Linked DNA regions of Homo sapiens: region 2 is linked to region 1. A link is an interaction called in ENCODE POLR2A ChIA-PET data of the cell type or tissue named here. Cell type or tissue: HepG2. All regions are shown on one strand. Each heading gives the region's core, and the rest is flanking DNA. Links, peaks and the distances in the headings are about the cores only.

Region 1 (7,436 bases), core at 1,966-5,965:
CTCACCAGGACCACAGCTAATACCTGGCTAGTTTCAACCCCGCACTCACTATGTGCCAGGTGCTGGGCTGCTGTGACTCTCATTTCACACCTAAAGAAACTGAGTCTAAGGAACACTCAAGACCACAGGCCCAGCGAGGTGGCGCTGCTGGAGTCCAGCTACTCATGCTGCACCTCGCCTGCCTCCCTCGATTCCTTAGCTGATTCCTCAGCTGGGGCCACACAGCGCACCCAGCTCCCTCTGCCCTGGGACAAGCCAGCCAAGTCCAAGGCCAAGATCCCATCATACTCCTGAGGCTGCTCCAGGCCAAATGCCCAGTTCCCACAGCCAGGACTCATGGGACACTGTTTGCAGGACAGAATTTGGCAGGTACAGGGAAGCTACTGGCAGGGTCAGCTTCACAGAAAGGAATAAGCACTGAGCCGGGAGTAAACACCAGGAGTCCAGAGCCTGGTTCTGTTGGGAGATTCTGGAAAAGTCAATGAACCCTACTAAAAACCAGGCACTGTTTTATGTGCACTGTCTCACTCGAATGTCCCAACCATGGAAGAAACATACTATTCTTTTTCTTTTTTTGAAACAGAGTCTCGCTCTGTCACCCAGGCTGGAGTGCAATGGCGCGATCTCGGCTCACTGCAACCTCTGCCTCCCAAGTTCAAGGGATTCTCCTGCCTCAGCTTCCCGAGTAGCTGGGATTACAGGTGCCCGCCACCACGCTTGGCTAATTTTGGTATTTTTAGTAGAGACAGGGCTTCACCATGTTGGCCAGGCTGGTCGCTAACTCCTGACCTCGTGATCCGCCTGCCTCGGCCTCCCAAAGTGCTGGGATTACAGGCATGAGCCACCACGCCCAGCTGGTACTATTCTTATGCCCATGTTACAGATGAGTAAACTGAGGCTCAAAGCCATGGGGTCCACCTGCCTGACATTAGGAATAAGCAGAACTAGGATTCAAACCCAGATGGGCCTGGCTACAAAATCTGCTTCTTTTTATTTATTTGCTTTTTAAGAGTAATTTTTTGTTTGTCTGTTTTGAGACAAGAGTTTCACTCTTGTTGCCCAGGCTGGAGTGCAATGGCATGATCTCGGCTCACTGCAACCTCCGCCTCCCAGGTTCAAGCGATTCTCCTGCCTCAGCCTCCCGAGTACAGGCATGCACCAAAATGCCTGGCTAATTTTTTGTATTTTTAGTAGAGACGGGATTTCACCATGTTGGCCAGGCTGGTCTCGAACTCCTGACCTCGTGATCCACCCGCCTCGGCCTCCCAAAGTGCTGGGATTACAGGCATGAGCCACCACGCCCAGCAGGTACTATTCTTATGCCCATGTTACAGATGAGTAAACTGAGGCTCAAAGCCATGGGGTCCACCTGCCTGACATTAGGAATAAGCAGAACTAGGATTTGAACCCAGATGGGCCTGACTACAAAATCTGCTTCTTTTTATTTATTTGCTTTTTAAGAGTAATTTTTTGTTTGTTTGTTTTGAGACAAGAGTTTCACTCTTGTTGCCCAGGCTGGAGTGCAATGGCATGATCTCGGCTCACTGCAACCTCCGCCTCCCAGGTTCAAGCGATTCTCCTGCCTCAGCCTCCCGAGTACAGGCATGCACCAACCTGCCTGGCTAATTTTTTGTATTTTTAGTAGAGATGGGATTTCACCACGTTGGCCAGGCTGGTCTTCAACTCCTGACCTCAGGTGATCTGCCTGCCTCAGCCACCCAAAATGCTGGGATTACAGGTGTGAGCCACCACATCTGGCCAAGAATAATTTTTTTATTGTGGTAGAAAACATTTACCATCTTAACATTTTTAAGTGTACAGTACAGTAGTAGTAACTACATCCACCCTGTGGTGCAACAGAGCTTTAGAACTTTTTAAATCTTACAAAACTGAAACAAAACTGAACTTCCCCTTTCCTCCTCCCCCCATCCCTGTCAACCTGCACTGTATTTTCTTTTTCTGAGGGTTTGACTTTTCTTTTAGGTTTTTTTTTCTTTACCAAAAATACAGAAGGTTTCACGAATTTTTGTGTCATCCTTGCACAGTGGCCATGCTAATCCCCGTATCGTTCCAATTTTAGTATATGTGCTGCCGAAGTGAGCTCCCTTCCTCCCTTCCTCTCTCTCTCTGTTTTTTTTTTTTTTTTTTTTGAGATGGAGTCTTGCTCTGTCACCCAGGCTGGAGTACAGTGGTGTGATCACAGTTCACTGCAGCCTGGAACTCCTGGGCTCAAGCAAGGTTTAACTATTTTAGATACTTATCAGCGGATCATACAATACTGTCTTTTTGCGACTGGCTTATTTCACTTAGCATAACATCTTCAGGGCTCATCGATATTGTAGCATAGGACAGGATTTCTTTCTTTTTTAAGATTGAATAATATTGCGTTATGTGTAGAGACCACATTTTCTTTCTCGATGTATCCCTCAATGGACATTTAGCTTGCGTCCACCTCTTGGCTATTGCTAATAATGCTGTAATGAACATAAGTGTATAAGTACCTCTTCAAGATCCAAAATCCACTTTTTTTTTTGGAGACAGAGTTTTGCTCTTGTTGTCCAGGCTGGGCTGCAATGGCGTGATCTAGGCTAACCACAATCTCTGCCTCCCGGGTTCAAGCGATTCTCCTGCCTCAGCCTCCCAGGTAGCTGGAACTGCAGGCATGTGCCACAACGCCCAGCTAATTTTGTATTTTTAGTAGAGATGACGTTTCTCCATGTTGGTCAGGCTGGTCTCAAACTCCTGACCTCAGGTGATCTGCTCACCTCAGCCTCCCAAAGTGTTGGGATTACAGGCGTGAGCTACCGCGCCCGGCCCAAAACCAACTCTTAACCACTGGATTATCCTGTCTCTAGGATCAGATTGTGTCAGAGGAGTTCATGAAGTTACTCATTCATTCATTCATTCATTCAACTGTTAAGCAGACCTTGTGCTAGGGTATGGCAGTAACTGAGATAGCCCTGGCCCTGCCCTCATGGGCTCACAGTCCAGTGTGGGACACAGACTTGTCCCCATACAAGGACAACCTAGAGTGGACAGCGCTGAGATGGGGGCCCACAGGGGGAACACCTGACCCAGACTTGGGGGTCAGTCTGGAGCTTCCTGGAGGAGGCGACGCCTGAGCTGCGACCTGTTTACTTCTTATTTCCGTATCAACAGAGGATTCTGTTTCTTTATCCAAACCACTGATTAAAAAGGAAAGTTGACAAGGACAGAAGCAATGACAGAACCGGAGTCTGCTTGGGACTGAAGACAGGGAGAGAAAGCAGGCACCAACGACAAATCAGGAAGACAGAAACCAACTGCATCTGGACATACTCATTCAGCCTGCCACAATCTACCGCAGCTTCACTGACACTCGCTCCACAGCCTCTGCTCTCGGCCCAAGGCTGAGATGAGAGTCCCCTCCTCAAAGCAGCCATCAGCCACGGCCCAGCCATACTCCACAGCTTGGCAGCCCAGATCGGAATGCAGGTCACGTTCACATACAGGGACAAAGGCCGCTTGTACAGGCCTGCACCACAAAGCACCCATAGACATTGGTTCTTTGAGCTCTTCCCCATTATCCAGTGAGAGGGGTTGGTCGTCACCACTGTCCTGAGGGGGAATACAATGCAGCAAGCTTCCCTGCTAACAGGGAGGGGGCCTGGAGTCTCAGCTCCAGCCTTCCTTCCTCTGCACCATCCCTCCACCTGGATCCAAACTCCAGTTCTATCAGCAACAGTAATGTCAATAACAAGAGCTAATATTTACTGAGCGATAGCGACGCTGGCCAGGCTGCTCTCAGTGGTCCATGTGTCCAACACTCCAACAACATCGAAGGACATGCTCTTGTCTCCACTGTTAGTGGCAAACCATTAATTGGCAACCAACATCTATTCCCTTTGCTACAACAGTAACAGAACTCCAAATATATCTGGTCAGGGCGACCCAAAATAAAGTCTACACCTCTTAGCCTTCCTCACGGCTGTTCATAAGACTACTTCCTGGTCAGCAGGGGAGGAGTGGAAATGTTACGGGAAAACATCCCGAAACTTTTTTTTTAAAGACAGGGTCTTATTCTCCCACTCAGGCTGGAGTGCAGTGGTACAATCACAGCTCACTGCAGCCTCCACCTCCTGGGTTCAAGAGATTCTCCCACCTCAGCCTCTTGAGGAGCTGGGACCACAGATGCACGCCATCATGCCCGGCTAATTTTTGTATATTTTGGTATAGACGGGGTTTCACCATGTTGTCCAGGCTGTTCTCGAACTCCTGGGCTCAAGCAGTCCTCCTGCCTCGGCCTCCCGAAGTGCTGGGATTACAGGCGTGAGCCACTGCACCTGGCCTAGAAACTTTCTCAACAAATGGCATGAGCGCTTTGCCCCTTTTCCTCCCTTTTTCCTCCCTGCTGGATAGAATGAAGACATGATGGCCAGAGCCTCTTAGACCTCGATGCAACACTAGGAAGAGAAGCTGTGCCCAGGAGAACAAAACAGAAGCGGCTTAGGTCCCCGAGCTAACTGGTTACCTCTTGGCTTTTCTGTGGCTAAGAAATAAACATCTATCTTGTTTAAGCCACTGACGGATGCTCTAGGTTTGTTAGAGCCAAAGCTGATTGTCCATGTGACATCCTTTCACATGTGGAAGAGGAAATGGGCTCAGGGAGGCAGTCACTTGCCCACGTCACACTATAGATAAGTGGGATCGCTAGAATTTGAACCCAGAGCCCCATGACTCCCAAATTCTAAGGACTAACCATGATGGGATCTCACCTCCTGGCTGTGTTGCCTTGGGCAAGTCACCTCACCTTTCTTTTTTGAGACAGGGTCTCACTCTGTCACCCAGGTTCCAGTGCAGTGGTGCAATCACAGCTCACTGTAGCCCCACCCTCCCAGGTCTCATCTTGCCTCAGCCTCCCAAGTAGCTGGGACCACAGGCGCATGCCACCAAACCTGGCTAATTTTTTTTTATTATTTTTTGCAGAGATGGGGTCTTGCTATGCCTCATCTTTTTGAACCTCTATTTCTGCATGATAAGGCGCAGGTGAAAAGCTTAGAGAGGTTAAGGGTCAGAGACTGGGTTATAGTGCCAGCTCTGCCCTCATGCTATGTGACTGTAAGCCACGTATCTCCGTGCTCCAGTTTTGTCCTCTGTAAAATGGAAATAGTAAGAACCACCTCCTAGTCTTGGGTGTGGCTTTGATGAAGCGGAGACACAAGCCAAGTAGTTAGCACAGTGGTTACCACAGAACTGCCCAACAGCGTTAGCTGTTATCGTGGCATCACCTTTAACACAGGCATGATCAATACCTACCTCGCAGGCCTGTTCAGAGGACTACTATGCCAAGCTGGTGAGCACTGGGTCTGGCGCACCATGGGCCCTTAATAAATGGCAGCTAGGCTGGGTGTGGTGGCTCACGCCTATAATCCCAGCGCTTTGGGAAGCCAAGGCAGGCGGATCACTTGCAGTCAGGAGTTTGAGACCAGCCTGGCCAATATGGTGAAACCCTGTCTCTACTAAAAATACAAAAATTAGCCGGGCGTGGTGGTGGGCACCTATAGTCTCAGCTGCTTGGGAGGCTAAGGCAGGAGAATTGCTTGAACCCGGGAGGCGGAGGTTGCACTGAGCCGAGATCGTGCCACTGCACTCCAGCCTGGGCGACAGAGCCAGACTCCATCTCAAAAAAAAAAAAGGTAGCTATTCATTCCTGAGTGCTGTGTTCCTAGGCCACTTCTGGGGCCTCAACTATGACCAACAGAGACCCAGGCCTTGCCTTGATGATCACATCTTTCTGACACTATCGGAGATGAGTTCTCCCTTTAGCCCCGTGGTTCCTTCCTGGGTGGCAGAGGTAAGCAAGGAGCTCTCAGAGCTTCCTCTTCTCTGCTGAGTGGAAGTAAGAGCGGTCTCTGTCTCACAGGTGACTGTGGGGATTCAAAAAAAATCCTGCATCTCTCACATGGCCTGGGGGTGCCTGCGAAGGATCAATTAAATGGTTAATTACTATTGTTAATATTGTTTTATTCATCTATTCTTTCAAACCATATTTGATGGACCCAACCCTAGGGTACAAACGTGACCCAAATATAATTAGTCCCCAGTCTCACAGAGCTGGGTATGTGCATATACGTATGAATGGAAAAAATTTTTTTTTTTTTTTTTTTTTTTGGGACGGAGTCTCGCTCTGTCGCCCAGGCTGGAGTGCAGTGGCACTATCTCGGCTCACTGCAAGCTCTGTCTCCCGGGTTCATGCCATTCTCCTGCCTCAGCCTCCCGAGTAGCTGGGAGTACAGGTGCCCACCACCACGCCCAGCTAATTTTTTGTATTTGTAGTAGAGACGGGACACACACACACACACACACACACACACACACACACACACAAAGTATTCCTTATCTGAAGTGCTTGGGATCAGAGGTGCTTCAGATTTTTTCAGATTTTGGAATATTTGTCTATTCATAATGAGATATCTTAGGGATGGCACCCAAGTCCAAAGACCAAATTCATTTATACTTTATAAGCACAGCCTGAAGGTAATTGTATACAATATTTTAAATAATTTTGTGCATGAAACAAAGTTTGTGTAAAGTACTTATATGTGAAACTTTCCACTTATAGTGGGGCATCATGTCAGTATGCAGAAAGTTTCAGATTTTGGAGCTAGCCGGGCGTGGTGGCTCACGCCTGTAATCCCAGCACTTTGGGAGGCCGAGGCAAGCAAATCACTTGAGGTCGGGAGTTCAAGACTAGCCTGACCAACATGGTGAAACCCTGTCTCTACCAAAAGTGCAAAAATTAGCCAGGCATAGTGGCACATGCCTGTAATTCCAGCTACTCAGGAGGTTGAGTGAGGCAGGAGAATAGCTTGAACCTGGGGGGTGGACGTTACAGTGAGCTGACATCATGCCACTGCACTCCAGCCTGGGCGACTAAGCAAGACTCTGCCTCAAAAAAAAAAAAAGATTTTGGAGCATTTCGGATTTTGAATTAGGGATGTTCAACCTGTGTATGCGTATGTGTGTGCGTGTGTGTATACATACATACACACACATATATATATATATATAAATTTTTTTTTTGAGATGGAGTCTCACTCTGTTGCCCAGGCTGGAGAGCAATGCAACCTATGCCTCCCGGGTTCAAGCAATTCTCCTGCCTCAGCCTCCCGAGTAGCTGGGATTACCATTTACTCCTGTATTACTGCCCCAGCCTCTTCCCTGGTCTGCTGGCCTCCAGTCCTGGCTCCTCCAGTCTGTCCTCCCTAGAAGAGTCCAGGAGGCCTTTCTAAAGCACAAAACTGACCCTGTCCCTTCATTGCTCAGAGCACCTCTATGGCTCCTAAGTGCCCTTGAGAGAAAGCCCAGGCTCCTCACCACCTCCAGCTAATTTCTGTATTTTTAGTAGAGACGAGGTTTCATCATGTTAGCCAGGCTGGTCTCAAACTCTTGACCTG
Region 2 (7,436 bases), core at 2,347-6,346, 110 kb after region 1:
GCCTCCCGAGTAGCTGGGACTACAGGCACCCGCCACCACGCCCAGCTAATTTTTTGTATTTTTAGTAGAGACGGGGTTTCACCGTGTTAGCCAGGATGGTCTCGATCTCCTGACCTCGTGATCCGCCCGCCTCGGCCTCCCAAAGTGCTGGGATTACAGGCTTGAGCCACTGCGCCTGGCCTGGACTGGATTCTTTTGTCTACGCTTGCCAGACGAAATAGAGGAGGCCCAATTACATTTGAATTTCAAATCAACAGTGCATGACGTTTTAGTATAAATATGTCCCATGAAATATTTCAGAATTATACCAAAAAGTTTTTTTTGCTATTAATCTGAAATTCAAATGTAACTGAGCATCCTGTATTTTTACATGGCAAATCTGCAAACGCAACCTTGGCCACAACCTGAACAACTGTGCAGGACTGTCTTGACCCAGATGTCTGCCTTGGCAGAATCCTGTCCATCCCAGAGGCCCCAGCGTGAGCACAGTAGGTGCGCAACAGATGTCCCCTGGAATTCCTCTGTAGCAATCATCAGCAGATTGAAAACACCCAGAGTTTCTGTTTGGGATGACGAAGACATCCTGCAAATAGTGGGGATGGTTGCACAACAGTGTGAATGTACTTAATGCCACTGAACTGTACACCTAAAAATGGCTGCAATGGTTAAGTTTTTTTTTTTTTTTTTTTTTTTTTGAGGCAGAGTCTCACTCCGTCACCCAGGATAGAGTGCAATGGTGTGATCTTGGCTCACTGCAACCTCTGCCTCCCGGGTTCCAGCGATTCTCCTGCTTCAGCCTCCCGCGTAGCTGGGATTACAGGTGTGCGGCAACCACACCCGGCTAATTTTTTGTATGTATGTATGTATTTGAGACATAGTTTCGCTCTTGTTGCCCAGGCTGGAGTGCAATGGTGCGATCTTGACTCACTGCAACCTCCGCCTCCCGGGTTCAAGCGATTCTCCGGCCTCAGCCTCCTTAGTAGCTGGAATTATAAGCGCCTGCCACCATGCCCAGCTAATTTTTTGTATTTTTAGTAGAGACGGGGTTTCACAATGTTGGCCAGGTTGGTCTTGAACTCCTGACCTCAGGTGATCCACCTGCCTTGGCCTCTCAAAGTGCTGGGATTACAGGCGTGAGCCACCATGGCTGGCTCATTTTTTTGTATTTTTAAAGAGACAGGTTTTCACCATGTTGGCCAGGGTGGTCTCAAACTCCTGACCTCTCAGGTGATCCATCCACCTCAGCCTCCCAAAGTGCTGGGATTGCAGGCATGAGCCACTGCGCCTGGCTGCCCAGCTAATATTTTTATTTTTTGTAGAAACACAGTTTTGCCAAGTTGCCCAGACTGGTCTTGAACTCCTGGGTTCAAGTAATCCTCCCACCTCAACCTCCCAGAGTGTTGAGATTACAGGCGTGAGCCACCACACCCGGCCATGTTGTTTATATTTTACCACAATTATAAAAAAACAAAAACAGCCAGGTACTGTGGCAGGGGCTTGTAGCCCCAGCTACTCAGAAAGCTGTGGTAGAAGGATTCCTTGAGCCCAGGAGTTTGAGAGTCCAGCCTGGGCAACATAGTAAGACCCCGTCTCTTAAAAAAAAAAAAAAAAAGCTGGGCACGGTGGCTCACGCCTGTAATCCCATCACTTTGGGAGGCCAAGGCGGGCGGATCACGAGGTCAGGAGTTCGAGACCAGCCTGACCAACATGGTGAAACCCCCGTCTCTACTAAAAATACCAAAAAAAAAAAAAAAGTTAGCTGGGCATCGTGGTGGGCACCTGTAATCTCAGCTACTCAGGAGGCTGAGGCAGGAGAATTGCTTGAACCTGGAAGGTGGAGGTTGCAGTGAGCCGAGATCGCGCCACTGCACTCCAGCCTGGGCGACAGTGCGAGACTCAGTCTCAAAAAAAAAAAAAAAAACAGGCCGGGCGCGGTGGCTCACGCCTGTAATCCCAGCACTTTGGGAGGCCGAGGCGGGCGGATCACGAGGTCAGGAGATCGAGACCATCCCGGCTAAAACGGTGAAACCCCGTCTCTACTAAAAATACAAAAAAATTAGCCGGTCATAGTGGCGGGCGCCTGTAGTCCCAGCTACTTGGGAGGCTGAGGCAGGAGAATGGCGTGAACCCGGGAGGCGGAGCTTGCAGTGAGCCGAGATCCCGCCACTGCACTCCAGCCTGGGCGACAAAGCGAGACTCCGTCTCAAAAAAAAAAAAAAAAAACAACAAAAAACAAGGGCCAGCATGGTGGCTCGTGCCTGTAATCCCTGGTGGCAGGATCACCTGAGCCCAGGAGTTAAGACACTAATCTGGGCAACATAGGGAGACCTCATCTCTACTAAAAATAAAAAAAAAAAATTTAGCTAGGCGTGGTGGCATGCCCCTGTAGTCCCAGCTACTCAGGAGGCCGAGGTGGGAGGATTGTTTGAGTCTAGGAGTTCAGGGCTACAGTGAGCTATGATTGTACCATTGCATTACAGCCTGGGTGACGCTGTCTCCACAACAAACAAAAGCCCAAAATAAAAAACAAAAACAAACCTACTGTGTGTTGTGTTATGATTGGTGTGGGGTTCAGAGCCTGACTCTACCTGTTGCTTCTTTTCCTTTCTTTCCTTCCCTCCCTCCCTTCTTTGTTTTTTGAGATGGAGTCTTGCTCTATTGCCCATGTTGGAGTGCAGTGGCGCGATCTCGGCTCACTGCAACCTCCATCTCCTGGGTTCAAGCAATTCTCCTACCTGAGCCTCCCGAGTAGCTGGGACTACAGGCGCCTGCCACCACACCCAGCTAATTTTTGCATTTTTAGTATAGACAGGGTTTCACCACGTTGGCCAGGCTGGTCTTGAACTCCTGACCTCAGGCAATCCACACGCCTTGGCCTCCCAAAGTGCTGGGATTACAGGTGTAAGCCACTGCTCCTGGCCTGTTTTTTTTTCTTTTTGAGATGGAGTCTTGCTCAGTCACCCAGGCTGGAGTGCAGTGACGTGATCTCAGCTCACTGCAACCTCTGTCTCCCGGGTTCAAGCAATTCTTCTGCCTCAGCCTCCTGAGTAGCTGGGATTACAGGCGTCCGCCACCACGCCCAGCTAATTTTTGTATTTTTAGTAGAGACGGGGTTTCACCATGTTGGCCAGGCTGGTTACGAACCCCTGACCTCAAGTGATCATCCCGCCTCAGCCTCCGAAAGTGCTGGGATTATAGGCATGAGCCACCGCGCGTGGCTGACTCTACATCTTTCTAGCGGTATGACCTGGTACAAGTTGCTTTACCTGTGTGGGCCTGTTTCTTCATCCATGAATGGGAGTCATGGACTATCTACCTCATAGGGTTGCCAGGGAGAGTAAAGATCGTGCACAGAAAATGCCGCATAGGTGCCCCGTCAACGCCAGCTACTGTTTAATTCGTGCGCGCTTCCCCAGCACACACTGTGTGGCAGGAACCATGGCAGGGCTTTTAGATGATTACTTTACTTAATTGCGGTGGGGCATGGTGGCTCATGCCTGTAATCACAGCACTTTGGGAGGCTGACACAGGCAGATCACTTGAGGTCAGGAGTTCGAGATCAGCCTGGCCAATATAGTGAAACTCTGTCTCCACTAAAAATACAAAAATTAGCCAGGCATGGTTGTGGGCGCCTGTAATCCCAGCTACTTGGGAGCCTGAGGCAGGAGAATTGCTTGAACCCGGGAGGCAGAAGTTGCAGAGAGCCAAGATGGCTCAATGCACTCTAGCCTGGGTGACAGAGCTTTCCATCTCAAAAAAAAAAAAAGGTGGGGGAGCTGGGCGTGGTGGCTCATGCCTGTAATCCCAGCACTTTGGGAGGCCGAGGCAGGTGGATCACAAGGTCAAGAGATTGAGACCATCCTGGCCAACATGGTGAAACCCCATCTCTACTAAAAATGCAAAAATTAGCTGGGTGTGGTGGCGGGCGCCTGTAGTCCTAGCTACTCAGAGGCTGAGGCAGGAGAATCGCTTGAACCCGGGAGGTGGAGTTGGCAGTGAGCCGAGATCACGCCACTGCGCTCCAGCCTGGTGACAGAGTGAGACTCCATCTCAAAAAAAAAAAAAAAAAAAGAAAAAGAAAAACAAAAAAACTACTTACTTATTTGCCACAAAAACCCTATCAGGTGGGCATCTTCATCATTTCCATTGTACAGATGGAGAAACAAGCCTCAGGGTGGGGGCGCAGCCACTTACTGACGACTCCTCAACCAGCAAGTGGTGGTTTTGAACCGGGACCCTCTCACACTACCTAACCAGGCCAGGACAACCTCTGCCCCTCTCCACCAAAATCCAAGAGATCAAGGGGATGTTGGAAGTGGTATGGGCCCTGAGAGGTCTCTGACCTCTGCCGCAGCTCCAAGGTCAGCACGCAGGGAGGGCTATGTGTTTGCTGTTTGCTGCTTGCAATGTTTGCCCATATCAGGGACGGGAACAGGCTGAAGGTCATTCAGGGTGGACTTCAGAGGCAGCACACAAACAGCTGCTGGAGGATAGGAACTAAGAGGTCGGAAGGGGGCAGGGCGGGCCCAAAAACAGAGCCTGCAACTCTGTTCTCTAAGTCACCAAGCCCCAAAACCACTCTCAAATCTTTCTCTCTACCCCTGGATCCTTACCCTGGTCTGAATCCCATCCCCTCATCCCCCGAAACCCTGCACCCTCCTCCCTGCTAATCTTCTGGTGTCTCTAGCCACTCCCCTCCTGGCTGGATACTCTGGGTGATTGCAGGGAAGGCTGGGGTAAAAAAGGGTTTGAAATGTCCCTCCTAATGCATGTTGAAAAATTGAGTTATAATTCACATTCCATAAAATTTACCCTTTTTTCTTTTTCTTTTTTTTTTTTTTTTTTTTTGAGATGGAGTCTCACTCTGTTGCCCAGGCTGGAGTGCAGTGGGGCAATCTCAGCTCACTGTAGCCTCTGCCCCGCAGGTTCAAGAAATTCTCCCGCCTCAGCGTCCCAAGTAGCTGAGACTACAGGCACTTGCCACCACGCCTGGCTAATTTTTTAATTTTTCGTAAAGATGGAGTTTCACCATGTTGGTCAGGTTGGTTTCGAACTCTTGAGCTCAAGTGATCTGCCCGCCTCGGACTCCCAAAGTGCTGGGATTACAGGCGTGAGCCACCGCGTCCTGCTAAATTTACCCTTTTAAAGTGTACAGTTCAATGGTTTTTCCTATATTGGCAAGGTTGCACAATCACCACTATCTAATTTGGAACATGGCTCACTGCAGCCTCAACCTCCCTGATTCAAAGCCATCCTCCTACCTCAGCCTCCCAAGTGGCTGGAACCACAAGTGTGCACCACCATGCCCAGCTAATTTTTTTTAGGAGGGATGGGGTCTTGCTATGTTGCCCAGGCTGGTCTTGAACCTCTGAGCTGAAGCAATCCTCCCATCTTGGCCTCTCAAAGGTTAGGATTACAGGAGTGTGCCACTATGTCTGGCAGGGGATGATTTTGGAAGAGAACTGGAGGAAGTGAGGAGGGAGCCAGGCAGATATCTGGACCCCTGGGGAAGAACATTCCAGGCAAGAGGAACAGTAACTGCAAGGGCCCTGAGGTGGGAACCTGCCCAGTACATTGGAGGAATAGCAAGGAGTTGCTTGTGAGTGATGGAGAGAGAGGGATGAGGCGATCGTGAACCGGGTAGTGTCCTGTTTGTAGGCCTTTGGTAAGTTCTTCTGGGTTTGCTCTGAGAGAATCAGGAGAGTTCTGAGCAGAGGAAGAGCATAATCTGACTTGAGGCTGGGCACGGTGGCTCATGCCTGTAACCCCAGCACTTTGGGAGGCCGAGGAGGGTAGATCGCTAGAGCTGGGCAGTTTGAGACCAGCCTGGGCAACATGGTGAAACCCCGTCTCTACTACAAATACAAAAATTAGCTGGGTGTGGTGACACACACACACCTGTAGTCCCAGCTAATTGGGAGGCTGAGCAGGAGAATCGCTTGAACCTGGGAGGCAGAGGTTGCAGTGGACTGAGATGGTGCCACTGTACTCCAGCCTGGGCAACAGAGTGAGACTCCGCCTCAAAAAACAAAAAAACAAAAAATCTGACTTGAGTTCTAACAGGCTGCTGAGTGAGAAGAAAGGAGAGTATAGGAGTTTGGAGGGTTGATTTTGGGGGAGAAGGGAATGCATTAACCCCAGAGAGTAATATTTATAATTTATTTATTCTCTTTCTTTCTTCTTTTTTTGGTAGAGACGGTGTCTCACCATGTTACCCAGGCTGGTCTTGAACTCCTGACCTCAACTGATCCTCCCATCTCAGCCTTCCAAAGTGCTGGGATTACAGGCATAAGACACTATGCCCAGGTTCAGGATTTCCTTTTTTTTTTTTTTTTTTCTCCTGAGACACAGTCTCACTCTGTCATCCAGGCTGGAATGCATGGCGCAATATTGGCTCACTGCAAGCTCTGCCTCCCGGGTTCACGCCATTCTCCTGCCTCAGCCTCCCGAATAGCTGGGACTATAGGCGCCCGCCACCATGCCCAGCTAATTTTTTGTATTTTTAGTAGAGACAGTGTTTCACCATGTTAGCCAGGATGGTCTCGATCTCCTGACCTTGTGATCCACCTGCCTCGGCCTCCCAAAGTGCTGGGATTACAGGCGTGAGTCACTGCGCTCGGCCCAGGATTTCCTTTTATGTTTTGAGATGGAGTCTTGCTCTGACGCCCAGGCTGGAGTGCAGTGGCATGATCTCAGCTCACTGCAGTCTCTACCTCCTGGTTCAAGCTATTCTCACGCCTCAGCCTCCCAAGTAGCTGGGATTACAGGCACACGCCACCATGCCTGGCTAATGTTTGCATTTTTAGTAGAGATAGGGTTTCACCATGTTGGACAGGATAGTCTCCAACTCCTGGCCTCGAGTGATCCTCCTGCCTTGGCATCCCAAAGTGCTGGGATTACAGGTGGGAGCCACCGAGCCTGGCTTCAGGAGTTCCTTTTTTTATTTTTTGAGATGGAGTTTTGTTCTTGTCGCCCAGGCTGGAGTGCAACGGCACGATCTCTGCTCAGTGCAGCCTCCGCCTCCTGGGTTCCAGTGATTCTCCTGCCTCAGCCTCTTGAGTAGCTGGGTTTACAGGCACCCGCCACCATGCCTGGCTGATTTTTTTTGTATTTTTAGTAGATACGGGGTTTCACCATGTTGGCCAGGATGGTCTCCAACTCCTGGCCTCAAGTGATCCTCCTGCCTCGACCTCCGAAAGTGCTGGGATAACATGTGTGAGCCACAGAGCCCGGCCTCAGGGTTTCCTTTTTAAGGATGCTTTACATTCCATTGCACGTATAGACCACATTTCCTTGACCCATTCATCTGTTGATAAACATTTAGGTTGTTTCCATATCTTGGGTATTAAGCAGACCTGCAGTGAACATGGGAGGGCAGGTATCTCTTCAAGGTCCTGATTTCAATTCTTTTGAATAAATACCCAGAAATGAGATTG

What was found. Peaks named below come from ENCODE experiments on the same cell type or tissue, not always from the same donor. Only the 100,000 strongest peaks of a DNase experiment are listed, where the experiment ranks them.
Region 2: POLR2A ChIA-PET joins it to region 1 with 6 read pairs; 4 of 35 experiments call an interaction of 5 or more read pairs at or near these places.

The regions. Positions count from the first base shown.
Region 1 is chr19:45,042,126-45,049,561 of GRCh38, reverse strand. All of the region lies in intron 2 of CLASRP (CLK4 associating serine/arginine rich protein), which reads right to left. It also overlaps the pseudogene RNU6-611P. Among named protein-coding and RNA genes, the nearest start is that of CLASRP, 6.8 kb to the right of the region's middle. RefSeq lists enhancers at 1-218, 3,497-3,791. In HepG2, for the core only: no CTCF peak of the experiment used is centred there; a DNase peak (open chromatin) is centred at 3,641; H3K4me3 peaks cover 906 bases.
Region 2 is chr19:44,932,982-44,940,417 of GRCh38, reverse strand. No RefSeq gene overlaps it. Among named protein-coding and RNA genes, the nearest start is that of APOC4, 5.5 kb to the left of the region's middle. In HepG2, for the core only: a CTCF peak has its summit at 4,501; a DNase peak (open chromatin) is centred at 4,417.